Regions from separate parts of the Homo sapiens genome. Here region 1 is linked to region 2. A link is a loop called in an ENCODE intact Hi-C map of the cell type or tissue named here. Cell type or tissue: GM12878. All regions are shown on one strand. Links, peaks and the distances in the headings refer to the core of each region. The heading gives the core; the rest is flanking DNA. Region 1 has its middle 220 kb from the start of LINC01364. Region 2 overlaps LOC105378834 (a long non-coding RNA gene).

The links. Hi-C counts contacts between places; a loop is a spot of excess contacts. Peaks named below come from ENCODE experiments on the same cell type or tissue, not always from the same donor. Only the 100,000 strongest peaks of a DNase experiment are listed, where the experiment ranks them.
Region 1: a loop joins it to region 2, with 2.3 times the contacts of the local background. A loop is called at or near these places in 1 of 110 quality-filtered maps.

What each region holds. Positions count from the first base shown.
Region 1 is chr1:87,585,382-87,593,719 of GRCh38, forward strand. No RefSeq gene overlaps it. Among named protein-coding and RNA genes, the nearest start is that of LINC01364, 220 kb to the left of the region's middle. In GM12878, for the core only: no CTCF peak of the experiment used is centred there; DNase peaks (open chromatin) are centred at 2,360, 2,590, 3,270 and 6,910; H3K4me3 peaks cover 613 bases.
Region 2 is chr1:87,445,560-87,453,897 of GRCh38, forward strand. It overlaps LOC105378834 (a long non-coding RNA gene), which reads left to right. Exons shown (of 4, transcript XR_947565.3): 2 at 888-990; 3 at 3,675-3,786; 4 at 5,220-8,338. It also overlaps the pseudogene RNA5SP52. Among named protein-coding and RNA genes, the nearest start is that of LINC01364, 78 kb to the left of the region's middle. RefSeq lists an enhancer at 4,034-4,413. In GM12878, for the core only: no CTCF peak of the experiment used is centred there; DNase peaks (open chromatin) are centred at 4,042 and 5,282; H3K4me3 peaks cover 644 bases; H3K27ac peaks cover 2,505 bases.

The sequences.
Region 1 (8,338 bases), core at 239-8,238, 140 kb after region 2:
AAATGTCACATCTTTATAGTTTTTATCAAGGTTTTTATGAAGAATGTCACATGTCCACTGCTGATGGAAGAAAGCCACAAGAGCATTTGCAAAACTGGGTAAATATGTTGTGCTTGAGCTTGTGCATTAGTGAAGGTACCATCAGTTGACATAATGCATAAGCCCCCATATCACAGTGGGTTGGTCATAAAGGGAGTTTATTTCTCTCCTACATGAGGTCTAAACTGAGTGCTTATGTCGAGTGGGGCAGCTCTCCTCTAAGTTGGAGGACTCCTTTCATCTTGTAGCTCTACTATCTTCAACTTGTGCTTATTAAAGTCGCTGTGCTAATTTGCATCAAGCTGGTGAATGTGGAAATAATATGATGAATACTACATGTAAAATTTTTACAGGCCTGGCTGGGAGCTGGCATGTATCACTTTTGCTCACATCTCATTGGCTGGAATCATCACGTGGGCACATGTAACTGCAAGGGGGTGGGAAATGTCATCCAGCTTGTGTCCAGGAGAACAGGGACATGCTTATCATTAAAGATAGTTGTGTTAATTTCTTGTTATATCAAATTTAAAAGCTTAAGTGGAACTCTTTAATAAAAACAACTTCAATAGAAAGCAGGAGGGTGAACATCTCTCTATCTCTGGTTTCACTAGACTTTCAAAGCTAAGCCTATTTAGTTATGTTTTCTGACATTCTTTGAAGAAATGCTCCTTTATAGGTGGCATGGTATGGTCAAAAATAAAAAGGGACCCAGATTCATAAGATCTGGATTGTTTATCCCCCTCTGCTACAAATTGCTTGAGTGACCTTGGACAAGTCACTCTCTGGGCTTTGCTTTTTTCTCATCAGTAAAATGGGAACATTCGATTAGTTGATTGCTAGGGTTTCATCCAAAGGACATTCTGTTATTCACTGACTTTTTTTTTTGTTTCCCTGTTTTTATAATATATCTACAATTACAAGAAGACTAAATGAATATTTAGTATGTTAATTATATTCTGTGATAGAGCTATTATTTCTTTCAGATTATAAGGCTTTTGTGAGTGTTTGATAAAAGTTATTGCCTTTTATTTTCACTGTACACCAGGGCTTTTAAAGATTTACTCTCTTTCCAAAGTTCCTCACTGCCTATTCTTTGTGGCACAAAGGTTAACAAGCATACCACTTTTGCCGATATCTACTCATTAAATCGTTACAATCTTAGGTTTGCAGGATAAACTGGGTCATGAAGCTTACTGGCTGTCATCCGTGAGGACAGTGAGTGAGGAATTGAACTTGGGTCTTTTCAACTCCCTGCTGTCAAATTGCCTGTAGACAATAGATGGGATATTGCTTAACATTAAAATGTTTCCTGAAGGTCCTTGCCTTCTCTATATCCAAAAACATCATAGAAAACAGATTTTCACAGTGAGAGTTCTTCCTTTTTCTCTAATTTATTTCCTCTTACATGGGTATAAATATGTGTGTATATATATATTTAAAATAACCTACATGCTCTCCAATTTCCTTCTCCCTTGAGCATATTTTTGAAGCTCTGATATTCTCAATAGGGGAATGGATAGGATATTTTTTCCAACTGAATTCCTCCAGACTTTTTTTATTCTGCCTAATTCTTTACAAGAGCCTATGTTCCCATGTTAAAAAATTTACGTAGGACCAGACCTGGAAGTTCTCCCATAGAGTGGCAGAAGATGACATGCTGGCATGCTTCATTTTCTTGATCAGAGATTATACGATCAAGGTTTATCCACTTTAAAACATTTTCATTTTTGTTAGTGGGGAAACACCAAAATCAACACATCACAACAAAGACTTAAGGGCCTGTTTCCTTTTGCAGGATAAGTATCATAATAAGAGGCCAGGGCCTTTCCCTTCAAAATTTCCCGAGAGTAGATATTTCTTTAATTCCCACTTGGCTCAAGGGAATGTAGATCTGGCCAAATACCTGGTTCCATGTTGTCTGCTTTTATCGAAGAACTTCAAAACACTTTGCCAATGCCAATTCATTCCCATCACACTTATAAGAAGTAATATTGTCCTCATTTTGCTAATGGGAAAACTGGGGCACAGAGAATATAAGTGACAAATTCAGAGCGTGTGTTGAAGCACAGAATTGTACCCAGGGCTCTAGAGAACCAGACTCCTGCTCTAACAACTAGATAAGACTTCCTCTGAGGCTGTGGATAGGGCTGACGTTTTTTAAAATGACGGTTTATTTTACTTTTAAGGCACAGAGAGACTGCTGAAGAGACAAGGGGATGAAAAAAATTTAATAAGAAGTCTTACTTAGAACGTTGAATGATGCATGTTGTTAGAACTTGAAAATATCCCCCACCTGTAACAATTCAAGACGCTGAAAAGCTGTGAAACTATTAACCAACAACAAAATAGGAAATGAAAAATATTCATGGGGATTTTTAAAAATAGAAGTATCTTGGTCTAAATGCTAAATTTGAAAATGAAACCATCCCAGCTTCTTTTAAATACATCTTCATTACTGATTCTCACCAATAAAAACATATTTGGATGCTTTCAACTAGACACGCTCTCTGCATCTATCTCTCCATCAGGATATTCCCAGTGTGACCTTTGGCATTTGATACTTTCATATGGACAAGCTAGGCTGTGTACTAAACAAAAACCAAAATATGCCAAATGTGATGAACCATTTCAGTTTTGAAAACATTAGCTTAGGTAAGCTTTCTCAACAATAAGACATTAATAATCTTCTGTGCATGATATGAAGCAACTTTTAATGATTGATTAATAGCTCTCTGATGCAAACAATGATAACAATGAATGTACATGTTCGTTGTTGTGTAGGCAGATAGATCGTGATCCAAATAAAAATTACCCTATAATTAATAAACAAGCACATGCAAAATGCAAATGTGCCTGTAGCCCTTAGAGCCAGTGGAAGTATAAAGTTTGGTAAGTATTTTTAATTTTACTGAGAGCAATCACTTATAAGATGAGAAATGAGAGACAAAAGAGTGGCTTTGTCAGAAGAATGTACTTTAAAAAACTTGTCCAACAAAATCATGCAAGTAGGCAGATTTTCATGGACCCCTGGCTGAAAAAAAATATTCTGAGCTTCAAGAGAATTAGGCAATCTACCCAAAATACATATTATGCCTTGTTTATCTTAGTTTTCTTTTCATTAGAAAACGTGTATTAACTGAGAAGTTCTGAGTTAGTCTCTTGAAAGGCTGATACTTGTGCCCTTTGATTGTGAAAGCAGTTAGAGGAAGTGATAGCTTAGGCCTGGGTGACCATGAGAAGCATGGGGTGGTGAGGTCCATACAAAGAGTGGGGACCAGTAAGACCTGACGAATGTTTATGGGACTTTTCAAATCCATCGGGAAGAAAGAGGATACAGAACACAGCTGTTGGAATGATGCATAGAATTGTAAACGTTTTAGTAATTGTGTCATTGCCAAACTGTATTTTCTTCTGGCTTTACTCAGTAAAGTTCTACACAGTCCAGAGAAGCTCAATATGTAACAATGATAAAAATGATGGGACTTGCAAATTGACAGTGAGTTATATTGTAGTTTTTGTAAAGCAGTGTTTCTCAAAGTGTGGTCCCTGAACCAAGAGTATCAGCACCTGAGGATGTGTTAGGAATGCAGTTTCCTGGGCCCCAACCCAGACCTACTGAATCAGGAACTCTGGGAATGAGGCCCAGCGATTTTCATTTTAGCAAAACTTGCAGGTGATTCTGACCCACGTTAAAGTTTGGGAAGCACTGTTATAAGAATCAAGCAGGACTCATGGAGAGCCAAACCAAATGGGATCTTCTTTAGGTTTAAGTCTTGGGATAAAGGCTGGGATAAAGGTTCTTTATTTGTAGATACGGGCATGGTCTAAGGACCAGCTACACTAATTTTGAAAGGTCTTTAAATCAAATGCAAATTTGCATTAATTATCCCTCCTTGACCATTTTCCTGAGGTACACTCAGGGGTTAAGTGGTGGTGAGCCAGGAGCAGCCCAAACCAACTTCCCAGAGTACCCAGTGGAAAGACAACAAGCAGGGTCTTTGGCAACTTTTTTCTTGGCAAGGCAACCATGTCCCAACAAGAACACCTCTCAATTTCCTTTCTAGCTGCTACTGAAGCCACAATTACACATGTGAAATGGACTAAGTATGTCTGGGTTAGACAAAGGGAGGTTTAGCAAGTCACATTTTATACACTGTTTGGAGATTACCGATCCTTCAAATATTAGAATATCACATCCAATGTGAAATCTCTGTCTTATAGAAAGAGTCTGTGCTATAAATTTAAAATTACCCTAATATTAATAAGCCATTTTTGCATCTCTCTTCATTGGAATTTTTTCAGTGTTATCTTTGTCACTGCTGCAGAAAAATGCAGAAAAGAGCCCTAACTATGACAGCACAAGGGTGCTGTTGAACAACCAGTATAGGAGAGAGGCTGGAGTCTGCACCGTGACAGGCATTGGCTTATGGAGCAAAGGATCGGTGATGCCTTAGGAAAGGGACAGTGTAGTCTGGGCAGGAGAAGCCTTGGGGAATCAGGGAGGTGGTGATTTGTCAATGGGTGTGATGATTTGGTGCCTACGTGCTTCGTGACAGCCCTTACACAAGAGAAAGAAAATTGGCACTATTTTTTTAAAAGTACCATAGGATTAAAAGACTATCAGTATTGACATTTCAACCCCACAGGTCTCTGTGTGCTATTTCTTTGATGGGGTCTGAGTGTAGCCTAGATGGTCTTTGCCTTTGTTTGGCAAGCTGTTTTCTCTTACCACAACAATAATTACATTGTATTGTAGGTATTTGTTTATTTGTCTTGGTCCTCCATTGGACTGTAACCTTCCAGAGCACAAGAGCTCACTATTTCTCTCTCCTTTCCTTCCTTTCTTCTTACATTGTCCTGGCATCTAGAGTGTATGGTATTGGTAGGTAATCAATAAATATTTTTGAATGAATGAATAAATGAATGAACAATTGCGAAATGACTAGCGGTGGATGCTAAGAGCTGATAGGCAACAGATAAACAAGAGAGGCCTCTCATTCCATCACAAGACTGGCTGAGTCTAGGTTCTGGATGACACCATAGAGAAAACAAAACAGATTCCCTGGAGTTTCTGTGGGATACAGAGGCCAGTTACAGAAACAAAGAGAATTAGTTCTGTAGGAGCTGGGACCAGAAATGGCATCATGTTTGGGGTGTCAGGACACTTCAGAAAGGAGTGGGGTTGAGTTGAAACAGACTTGTGGGAGGTAGCAGAGTGGTAGGCAGAAAAAAAATATCCATGCCTCTTTTTTGCTTAGGTGCCTTGTAGAGTTCACAAGAAAGCTGGGTTTGAGTAGGGAATAGTGTAGTGGAGTCACAAAGAAGCTTGAGGAAAGACATGTTTGGGCCAGGGACAAGCTAGACTCATGGGGGACAGTCACAAATAATTTAGAACATAGTGTCTTTAAAAATAACACTCAATTGAAGATAGAAAGAGTCTGTTTGTGCACTAGACACCTGTTAGTCATTTATCTATATAACACTGGTTCTCTTAGAAATCATCCTGTTTGTAATATACTTTGTTATATTATAAACAACTGACCTAATAGAGAAGTATTCATCAACTTTGAGTAGGAGTGACTTGAATATCATAGTCAATTATTGAATGTTTGTTGAAAGAATATATGAATCATGGCAAAGATTGTATGTGTCTACTAAGACGAGCCCAATAATCTCAGGGTGGTAGTGGGTTTTATCACCTATCAGTCAGGGGCCCTAAATGCCCCAGGTGACTAAGTCAGAGAAAACAAAACAGTAAAGCAGGAAACTTTTGACTAGTACCAGGAAGCACTCTTTGCCATGAGTCTGATAAAACATAGCAATTGGCTACCGAGAGAGCTGCTGCTCACTGTCTACAAATATATCGAAGAGGATAAAAGACTTCATTGATTCTGAAGAGTTTGTTGTGTTTTCAGCCTGGAGGCAGGACTCTGGTGCACTCCATCTGGAATTGAGACATTTTTCCAGACCTCTGGGATCACTCTCATTCATCGTATGGTTTCTTGTCCCTTGCCTCCTTCCTCTCAGCCTCACCTTTATTTCCTGCTCTTTCTCCTCCTTTCCTTCTCAATAATAGCTGTGTCTCTGACCTTCTGCTTCTTTCTCACTACGACCCTTAAGTGTTCCCAGACTTCTTTCTCTATGGTAGCTGTTTTGGGGAATGTGGCAACTGGTCTAGCTATGCCCCGACAGCAGCCGCTGGTGATGGAGCTTGTGAAATACGCTTCAAAGAGCCTGCTCACCCTGGGGCTGGAGAACAACACTAGGTTGGGCTTTGGCAGGTGCAGCCCAGAGGGGGCTGGCAAAGCAGAAGGCAGCCTACGCCAACCAGTAGGGAGTGGCTCTGGGTCACTTCCCAGAAAGGGACTTCTACCAACTCAGACAATCGAGTCAATGGGTCCACCCACCAGAGGCAAAATAGATTGCTTCCATTGTTTGCAAGCAGAGTTGAGCAATGGGAATGGAGGGAGCACCTGGGCAACAGGAGATGCTGGTTTTCAGTGTTTGTTCATTCTTCCATTAGTGCCCCTGGGTCCTTCTGCTGTCACTCTACTCACAAGAATCCAGTGCCTTCCTGCTTCCTTGGGCGCATCAGGCCCACTTCCCTCCCCATCACTTTGGCTTTTCCTCTTGGGACAGTACCTCATGCCTTGAATGCATTCATCATCACCTCTCCCCTTCCCTCTGTCATTCAAACTCATCAGTCTGTGTCCTCTTTCCATAGTGCCTGCTCTTTCAGGTGAATTACTGTGAGGATTGGGCTCTGAATCTTTGTCTTTGTGTTCCCTACACTACCCAGTACCAGGAAAACTGAAGGTACTCAATACATGTGTTTGTTAATTTCAAGGTTACTGAAATTGCATTGCTGTTATCATCTCACTTCTTCTTTCTGATAGATACTAGAAAGAGAACTGGCCACAGAATTAGAATACTGCAGCTGCAGTGGTCCTGGTTCCATCTTTACTACCTGTGAGTCCTTGGGCAAGTTGCTTAACCTTTCTGAATTCAGTTTCTGACTGCAACGCAAGAATTAAAGCAGTTTTCTGTTTTACGTCTCATAATATTGTTAAGATTAAATGGCAGCATATGGGCAAAAGAGCTTTATGATAGCAAGAGATATACATTTAGATTACTTCTTATGGTATAACCAGTTTGAGTTAATGACTGACAATAGCTTAAAATATTCGTCTTCTCAGATAACTTGCATGCTTGTATTATGAGGACATCATTTTAAAAATCTAATTCTATTCAGTGAGAAATTATTAAATGTCTATTATGTGTCTTGCAATTTTATATACATTGTGGAGGTTTTGAGACAGGTAGAAGAAATGGTTGCTTTCTAAGAAATTGTGACATAATTAGAAGGGGCTATACCAGACTATAGTGAGCTGCCCACGTGGGATTTAATACATGTTTCCAAGACTTTGGAACTAGTTTTCTTAGGCCAGTAAAATTAAAAAAGAAAAAAAAATGGGAGACCAACATTGACTTGCCAAGTTTTAACTTTTCTCATCTATTCAACAGTTTGAAACTTATATTTGGAATTTGTATATAACAGCATAGAGAACTATAACACCAATAGAAATCTATAAAAACTTAAAACTTGACTCATGGGAACTTTACGAAAAATATAAGCTACCGCCCTCATCTCTCTCACTTTACTTTGAGCCACTCTGCAAGTTTGTGGACCAGGAGGTGGGTACTACTACGTGAGCACACAGAACACCTGACTGGGAGTTGGCTCCCTCGCTCTGATACTATTTGGTTTTCTTTTTTTTTTTTTTTTGAGACAGAGTCTTTCTTGCTCTGTTGCCCAGCCTGTTGCCCAGGCTCACTGCAAGCTTCGCCTCCCAGGTTCACGCCATTCTCCTGCCTCAGCCTCCCGAGTAGCTGGGACTACAGGTGCCCATTACCACGCCTGGCTAATTTTTTTGTATTTTTAGTAGAGACGGGGTTTCACCGTGTTAGCCAGGATGGTCTCGATCTCCTGACCTCATGATCCACCCACCTCGGCCTCCCAAAGTGCTAGGATTACAGGCGTTAGCCACTGCACCCGGCCTACTATTTGGTTTTCACAAAGTCGGTGTGAGACACTGTGCAAGGCCCTGAAACACTGTAGGCTCTATTTCCTCTTTTGCAAAATAGGGATTGGACTAGAACCTGTGCAGCCTAACACCATGGGCTCTAGCCACATGCAGTCACTGAAATTTAAATGAATTCAATTAAATAAAATATAAAATTTAATATCTTAGTTACACTTGCCACATTTCAAATGCCTAATAGCCACATATGACTAATG
Region 2 (8,338 bases), core at 199-8,198:
GGTAATTTATGAAGAAAAGATGTTTAATTGACTCACCATTCTGCAGGTTGTACCAGAAGCATGGCTGAGGAGGCCTTAAGTAACTTACAATCATGGCAGAAGGCAAAGGGGAAGCAGTTACATTTTCACATGGCCAACAGGAGAGAGAGAGAGCAAAGTGGGAGGTGCTACACACTTTCTGACAACCAGATCTGGTGAGAACTCTATCACGAGAACAGGAAGGGGGAAGTCCGCCCCCATGATTCAATCACCTCCCACCAGGCTCCTCCTTCAACACTGGGAATTACAATTCAACATGAGATTTGGATGGAGAAACAGAGCCAAACCATATTAGGGTCTTTAGGAGGTAATAAGTTAAAATGAAGTTATTTGGGTGGCCCATAATTCTACAGAACTGATGTCCTTGTAAGAAGGGGAAGAGACACCAGAAGTGCCAGCACAGAGGAAAGGTCATGTAAGGACATGGGGTAAAGACAGCCATCTACGAGCCAGGGAGAGAGGCCTCAGAAGAAACCAAAGCCATAAATGCCTTCTCTTGGACTTTCAGCCTCCAAAGCTGTGAGAAAATACATTTCTGTTGTTTAAGCCACCCAGTCAGTCTGTGGTACTTTGTTATGGCTGCCCTAGCTGATGAATTCAGAAGTCAAATGTATATGGCTTTGAAGCCACAGAGGAAGGTGAGATTATCTGGCCAGAGATCCAAGGTGAAAGGGGTGGAGAGCTTTGGGGTAAATCACTTTACAGAGTGGGTATAGGAAGAAGGGCCTGTGAACAACACAGAGAACAATCAAGAGAGAGCAGAGTTAAAGATGACAAGGGAAGAGAGAGTTCCTTGCTTCTTTTATTTTGGGTTCACATCTCTTAATCTTGTGTTCACTTTTGTCAAGGTCATCCTCAGAATTTACACTCTCTCTCCTTTTGTGCCCCCATGGACCAAGTTAAGAAGGTGTAGGCTTCCAATCTGAAGATTGGTCACCACAAAACTCAAAGGTAAGTGAAAGGGTTTATATTAGTGTCACTGAATCAAGGGCCAATCTCAAAATTTACTTGGGGATTTTTCAAAGTGCACATTTATGTGACATACACTATGAAATTTCATTTTAGTATAGATTTGTGGTGGGATACTACCATATATTTTGAAAACAAACAAACAAGCAAACAAAAAAATGTTCCCCAAACTCACAGAATCCCCAGGTGCTTCTGATATACACATTGACGGAGATAAACTAATCCAGATGAAAAGACAAATGAATTTTTTTCTACATGCCTGGAAATAATGTCAGATGATTATAGATTTCAAACTTCATGAAAAATTGAAATTTCACCCTTTTGTAGGGGGAATGTTTTGTTAATCTAGCATACACAGCCTACGTTTTCTATTCTTATTATTTTTAATAAAATTTTTTTCTTTTCTTTTTTTTCACAGGCAAGGTCTTTGTTGCTCAGGATGGAACGTAGTGGTGCCATAGCTCACTGTAACCTTGAATTTCTGGGCTACTGGCATACACCACCATGCTTGGCTAATTGTTTCTTATTTTTTGTAGTGACAGGGTCTTACTATGTTGCCCAGGCTGGTCTCAAATTCCTGACCTCGAGTGATTCTCCCACCTTAGCCTCCCAAAGTGTTAGGATTACAGGCATGAGCCACTTTGCCCAGTCTCCTTTTTTTTTTTTTTTTTTTTTTTTTGAGATGGAGTCTTGTTCTGCAGCCTAGGCTGGAACACGGTGGTGTCATCTCGGCTCACTGCAGCCTCCCGGGTTCAAGCGATTCTCCTGCTTCAACCCCCAGGTAACTGGGTCTACAGGCACCTACCACCACCCAGCTAATTTTTTGTTTGTTTGTTTTTGTTTTTGAGTCGAAGTCTCACTGTGTCACCCAGGCTGGAGTGCAATGGTTCAGTCTTGGCTCTCTGCTTCCTCCACTTCCCGGGCTCAAGCAATTCTCTTGCCTCAGCCTCCTGAGTAGCTGGGACCACAGGCACCAGCCACCACACCTGGCTAACTTTTGTATTTTGAGTAGAGATGGGGTTTCACCATGTTGGCCAGGCTGGTCTTGAACTCCTGACCTTGTGATACAACCGCCTTGGCTTCCCAAAGTGCTGGGATTACAGGCTTAAGCCACCATGCCCGGCCCACCAGCCTACTTTTAATGGTAATTTTGAAAATGACAGTTGACCTGGTAGCCTTTGGGGATGTTTGTGTTCCTCCTCCCAGCAGATTGCCTTCCTTGGGCAACAGGCACTGCTCCTCTCTCATGTGTCAGAAAATCAGTGTGAAACTAGCTATCAAAGCGTACAACCGTCTATCACGTTGACCATCACATTATTCTTTGTGACTTGGGAGAACTCCCCTGTTTTCTCAAATCTCTATCTGCTGAGAATTAGGAACCATTTCTATACAATAAAGAACTATTGCTCACCAGAAAGTATATTCTACTTTCTTGTGGAAGAAAACTTATGACATTGAACTTGACAAAAAGGCATTTTCACAAGCTCAAATAAAACCAGTTTTCTCCATCTCCCCTCCCGCCTCTGTTGGCTCAAGTAATGAGCAACTGAAGGATACCACACTGCAAAGGAGATGTTGGGCTTCAGGCTGAAGCAAATCTGGGCTAACCAGAGTTAATCAAATTCTTTATAAATAAAATGAATTGTGCCACGCTAACTTAGATGTTTCAGAGAAACACTAACATATTTTTTTTAACTGATTTCTTGAATTTTTAAAAAAACTACTGCTCCTTTCCTTTGGGTAAGTGAGGAGGCAATAGGGTCTTGAGAATCACCAGGACAGCCAGACTCTGTTAGTTTACTTTCAGGTGAATACATTAGGTTCTGGGTAGATAGGCAGAGCTACTATACACTGCGCCTAAAACATCACAATGGAGAGGTGTATGTGTGTTTGTTGCGGGTGGAGGGGCCTGGTCCTGAGATTTATCAAGCCTGCCTTATGGGTACTGACTTGACTGGTTCATCTACTTTAGGGACGATGAGAATATACTCCCCTGCCCCAAATTATATTTTATCCAGGTGCCATGGTGTCTGACACTCCATCTGTAATGGTTCATTCCTTTGGCTTTCTTTCCTGCTTTTAAAATGAACATTCTCTTGGTTTGTGCAAAACACTAAACTACTTTACAAAGGCAGATACGCTAATGTAGGAAACTGCTTTGTTTTCCTTTGGTTGAAAAGGACTAGTGGAGCTGCAGGAAGCTTGGAAGTTCATCAGTGGGAATGGAGGGAGGCTGCCAAGAAGGTGAGGGGAAGGGGAAGGGCCACAGACACAGATTTTGTCTACTTGGGAATTTTGAATGGGATTGACCCTACCACTCAGTAATAGTTAAAAATGAAACAAAACAAAAAACAAGGGTTTTGAGTGTTGTTTGAATCCAAGTGTACTATTTCAATAGTGGAACTGAGCAAGACTTATAAAGCTGGCATAGGGAAGGGTGATTAGGATTGCAAACATAAGCATGAGGTGTAAATCATGACATTTATTTTGGCATGGAAGCCAGATCATTGTTTGAGGAACACCTTTTGAAACCCAAATGTAGAGGGCAGAAAATGGTGTTGGCTTTTTACACTATTTCTCTCTTTTTGAGGTAAGTCAGAGAGTTGAGTTATGAAGCATTAAAAGATCATTTTTTTCCCACATTCAATTTTCTTCTTTGCACTTAGGGAAAACCTTTTAGGCCAAAGACCATCTGAAGTGGCCCTGGTTCCTCCATGTTTAACTCACTGGCCCCTAATTTCTGCTGGACCTTCATTTCAGTCGACTGTGTTTCAGGAGGTAAGTGATTCTGGTGACCTCACTGTAGGGAGACAGGAGCCTCTGGCAAGTTACCAAACTGCTGGCCTATTCTACATGAGCCAGGCTCTTTGCTTTGGCAGAGGAAAGCAGTGCTGTTTTAGGTCAACAGTCAAATGTGTCCCGGAAGTTGTTAAGTGCGTGGGGCATTCTAACCACTGCTGCTGGTGGAGAGACCTGGCTGTCGCCTGCATCTCACTTTCAGAATGTGGCCCTGATTAAGCTCCGCAGGTAGAGTTCTGGTTTCTAAGAAGGGTACAAGGCCTGAGGACATGCTGGTATTTCTTCCTCATGCTGCTGCTGAGGACACAGAGAAGGGTGTTCTGGCCAAATTAGCCAGTTATTGGTTCCCCAAATAACTTTGGTTTTAGACACCTGACTTGACTCTGTGAGTGAGTGGGAGGCTGTTTTCTCTGACTGGTTTTGCATCTTGGCTTTCATGTCTCTACATGAACATTCAGCCCACAAATTTCTGTTATCTAATCAGGCGCATCAGTCCGTGATGGAGATGAGAGGGGAGGAACACCCCTTTGACTCAGATTTTGCACAAACAAAATTCAGTCTTGTTAGCAATGGCAGGAAGAGTAGCCACGGCTGCTCAGATCAGATCTTTCCCTGACAATCTGCAGGGCAGTGCAAGTGGGTGAAGAGTTTTTATGGCAAGATAAGCAATGCAAGGGCCCCAACTTGGTATACTAAATAAAATTAAAATGTCAATATTTACACATGACCTTCAAGGCTCTTCCACTCTTGCTTTCTTAGTATTCAGTACAGACTGCATTTTCTTTAGTCCGTTACCAACAGCTTGGAAATTCAGTTAGAGGACATAACCCAAATGTTCTCCAAATGTTGCTTCCAAATGGTCATCTTGAAAAGTGCTGTTTTAAGGCATGCAACCTTTCTGCACCGAGAGAGGGCTGTCGCTCTGCCTACCCAACTGTAGGGGAATTATCCAAAGATTAAAACCACTGATGATAAAGATAGTGCCACACAGCATATTTTAATTTGTTGATAATGAAAGCACAAGAGGCCTTTTTACAGGCTTCTTGAAGCCTTACTATTGTGTGTTGCACATTCAACCCCAGCTTGTGTGCTGACACAAACAAATAAACGTGATCATAACGGTTGAAATGTAGTTAGAAACACAATTGAGAACATCTGTATTGTAAGCAGAAATACATTAGAAATACTGAAGTGTTTTGTAGCTGTGAAAATGAAGGAATAAAAAAATAACCCACAGTACCTGGATTAAGCAGTTATAAATAATGTATAAAGCAAAAATCTCATTACCCCCTGTGTAAACTCCCCCCCAATGAAATATATTTTATGAATGTAGTAACACTGTAATAACCAAAGCATTTGTTTTTCCCCACAAACTTTCCATTTCATAACTGTGAGATTGTTTGGATTTACAGATTCGGGCCACAACACCCCTGAGTTTACCGGTTTTGGTTTCTTCCTTGTGACCTTCGGCTCCAGGATGCAGCACAGCTCCTCACTGCACTATTTATCAGAATGTTGCTCTGCATGCTTGAAAGTTTCCCCAAACAGAGGTACATAAAAACAAACAGAGGCGAAACACAAATCCCATCAGCCCTGGAGGAAAAGGCCCTGAAGCTCTTCCAGTGCAGAGGCCACGCAGAGGACAGGCTCCTACCTGTGCACATCAGCCACGCCTGGGGCGCCTCCTGGAGTCCAGGCTGCTGGCAATGGAATTCATCATGTTGCTGATGTCACTGTAAGTTAAGTCGCAGCTGCCAGCTGAGCTATGGGACAGTTTGAGGGATGGCCAGAAGGTTTCTCCTGGATGCCATCTTCAGCATACCTAGGAACCAGAGAAAATGCAATTCTTCGCATGCCCATCTCACTCCTGCAGCCTGGGGTCCCTCTTCAGTTTATTTTTTTATTTTTTTATTTTTTTATCATAAGCACATAGTCAGGCTCTGGGACATCATGGAACCCAGCAGCCTGCTGAAAGGTGAAGCACAAGTCTAAAGTCCTGTTAGTTATGAAATCCAGCTCTCCTGGATTAGGCAAGGGGAAAACCACATCTTTAAGATACACTAGGGCAAGAAGTAAAGTATGGAGAGCTGGCTCAACGAAATTTTGTGTATAATAGGAGCCGTCCTATGACTAATTGTCACCTGTCTCAGAGACCTCATGATTATTTCTGAGCTTTAACCAATGAATTAATGTGGGTTCTACCTGGCTCTTCTAACGTCTTTGGAATGGTTCCTCAGGGAACCACAGCTATCCATAGAGATAACAACCTGAATACAAGCCCATCGCCCGATCAGATGCTGCTCTTACTTGCATGACTTGGTTCTATTCTTGCCCAGTCCCACTGGGATAGCAGTGGTAGCTAAACAGCTAAGCAGAGTGACCTCATTAGATTCTCCTCTAGTATAAAGTCACATGTTAACTCATTTTTGGACTCATAGTCAGAAACTTGTAATTTTTCCTCATTTTGGTATGCAGCTATTGCACAGTGGGGGAAATATGAGTCAAAAGACTTGCTCTTATATTCCATCTTCCCCCTCATTGCCTGGGTGTCTTTGGACCAGTTAATCTTTGAGCCTCAGTTATCTAGAAAATGGGGACACTGCTACTTTATATATTTTTTTTTAGTGGGACCTAGATAAGGTAATATAAATAAAGGGGCTTTATTTATATATTGAATGGCATGATGTTAGGATTACCAAAAGGAAATAGCTATTCTACTTACATTACAATGTGGTTTGAGGATCAAATTCAATAAAATATGTGAAGAGGGCTTTGAAAACTAGAAAGAGCTAAGCAATGCAAAATGCGTCGCTGCACTTGAATGTAATGGCTGGTGTCATGTCAGCTGGATTAACTGTGGTCACTAGTTCTCATATATCCATTTGCTAGAGTAGCTGAGTCCTCTGGACTACGAAAAAGGGCACAGAAGCTACAGATACGAGATCTGGTACTATCTTTATCACTACCTTTTTATTGTGAGCACCTCAATCATTTTGAGATATTTGTCTCATTTCTTTTACTTTGAATATGCAAAAACAACAGTCACCTCCTAATATGGCTGTTGGGAAAACACAACTGAAATGGATTCAGAAAATAGCTTTTAAGGACAAAGTTATGTGAAGGACATAAATTGTGCATGAAGTCTTTCAGCAATGAATAGGCACATCTCCACATACCCCAGGATCTTAAGCTGATAATGTAACAACAAGAACCTATTGAATCAGGACAAGGTGATGGTTCTGCTCCTGTGGCAATCTAGGTCTCAGAATCTGGTATGCAGGCAGGGTGTAGAGAGCAGATTGCATTTTCAGGAGAAAGGTTAAGCTTGAATGTTTTGGACAGGAGGTGGTTAGATGCATTTTTAAAAAGTCCTTGAATTTACCTGATGATTTTTGTGTCCTTGTGATGGTTGTAGCCCATTCCAGGATATGAATAAATTTAGCAACACAAAGGAGGTCATTTAAAAATCTTTCCCTCAGATGCTCCACTTCCTCTTCCTTCTAGCTTTCTCCTCTTCTTCACTAATTTGGCAACCTGCAAGGCTGCCCTTTTGATCACTGGCAGTTTAGAATAGTGATAAGTGGTTTTGGAAAATGTTATTGAAACTTTTATAGGAGAGTGGTGGAAAGATGGAGATTTCTAGAAAACCCTTAATAGAAGAGATCCATTTTACTTAATTATTTATTTATTTTTAGTTTTAAAACATTATTTTATTTTGAATTAATTTTAGACTTTAAGAAATTGCAAAAATACTAGAAAGTGTTACTTTAATCCCTCACCCTGCTTCTGCTTATGTTGACTGTCTCTCATCATCTTAATATGATTATCAAGAATAGGAAATTGATGTTGGTACAATATTTTTAACTAAGCTACAGACTGCATCTGATATTCACCAGTTTTCCTGCAGATATCATTTTTCTGCCATCCGAGTACTAACCAGACCCGACCCTGCTTAGCTTCCAAGATCAGACAAGATTGGGTGTGTTCAGGGTGGTATGGCTAGAGACCCAAATATCATTTTTCTGTCTCAGGAGCCTATCCAGGACCCCACATTGTATTGAGTTGTATTTCTCCCTAGTTGACTCCAATCTGTGACAGTTCCCTGGTCTTTCCTTGTCCTTCATAACTTTGGCACTTTTCGAAGGATACTGATTGTTACCAGTGGAAGGTATCCGAGTTACCAGCGGCAAATCCATACGGGTCTGCAGCAACCTCAATTCTTGCCCCCTCAAAAGAAATAATTTGACTGAGGGGCATAAAGCAGAAAAAGAGATCAAGGCAACTTTCAGAGTAGGAGTGGGAGTTTATTTAAAAAGACTTTAGAAAAGGAAAGAAAAGAAAGTACGCTTGGAAGAGACCCAAGTGGGCATGTGAAGGTCAATTGTAGTGTTTAACCTTGATCCTAGGACTTTATAGGCTGGCCTCTTTCCCATGATTCTTCCTTTAAAGGGGGCTGCCCTCATGCACAGTGCCCTCCTTACCCTTGGGAGTTGAGCATGTGCACTGTGTTTAGGAAGTTGTATGCATGCCC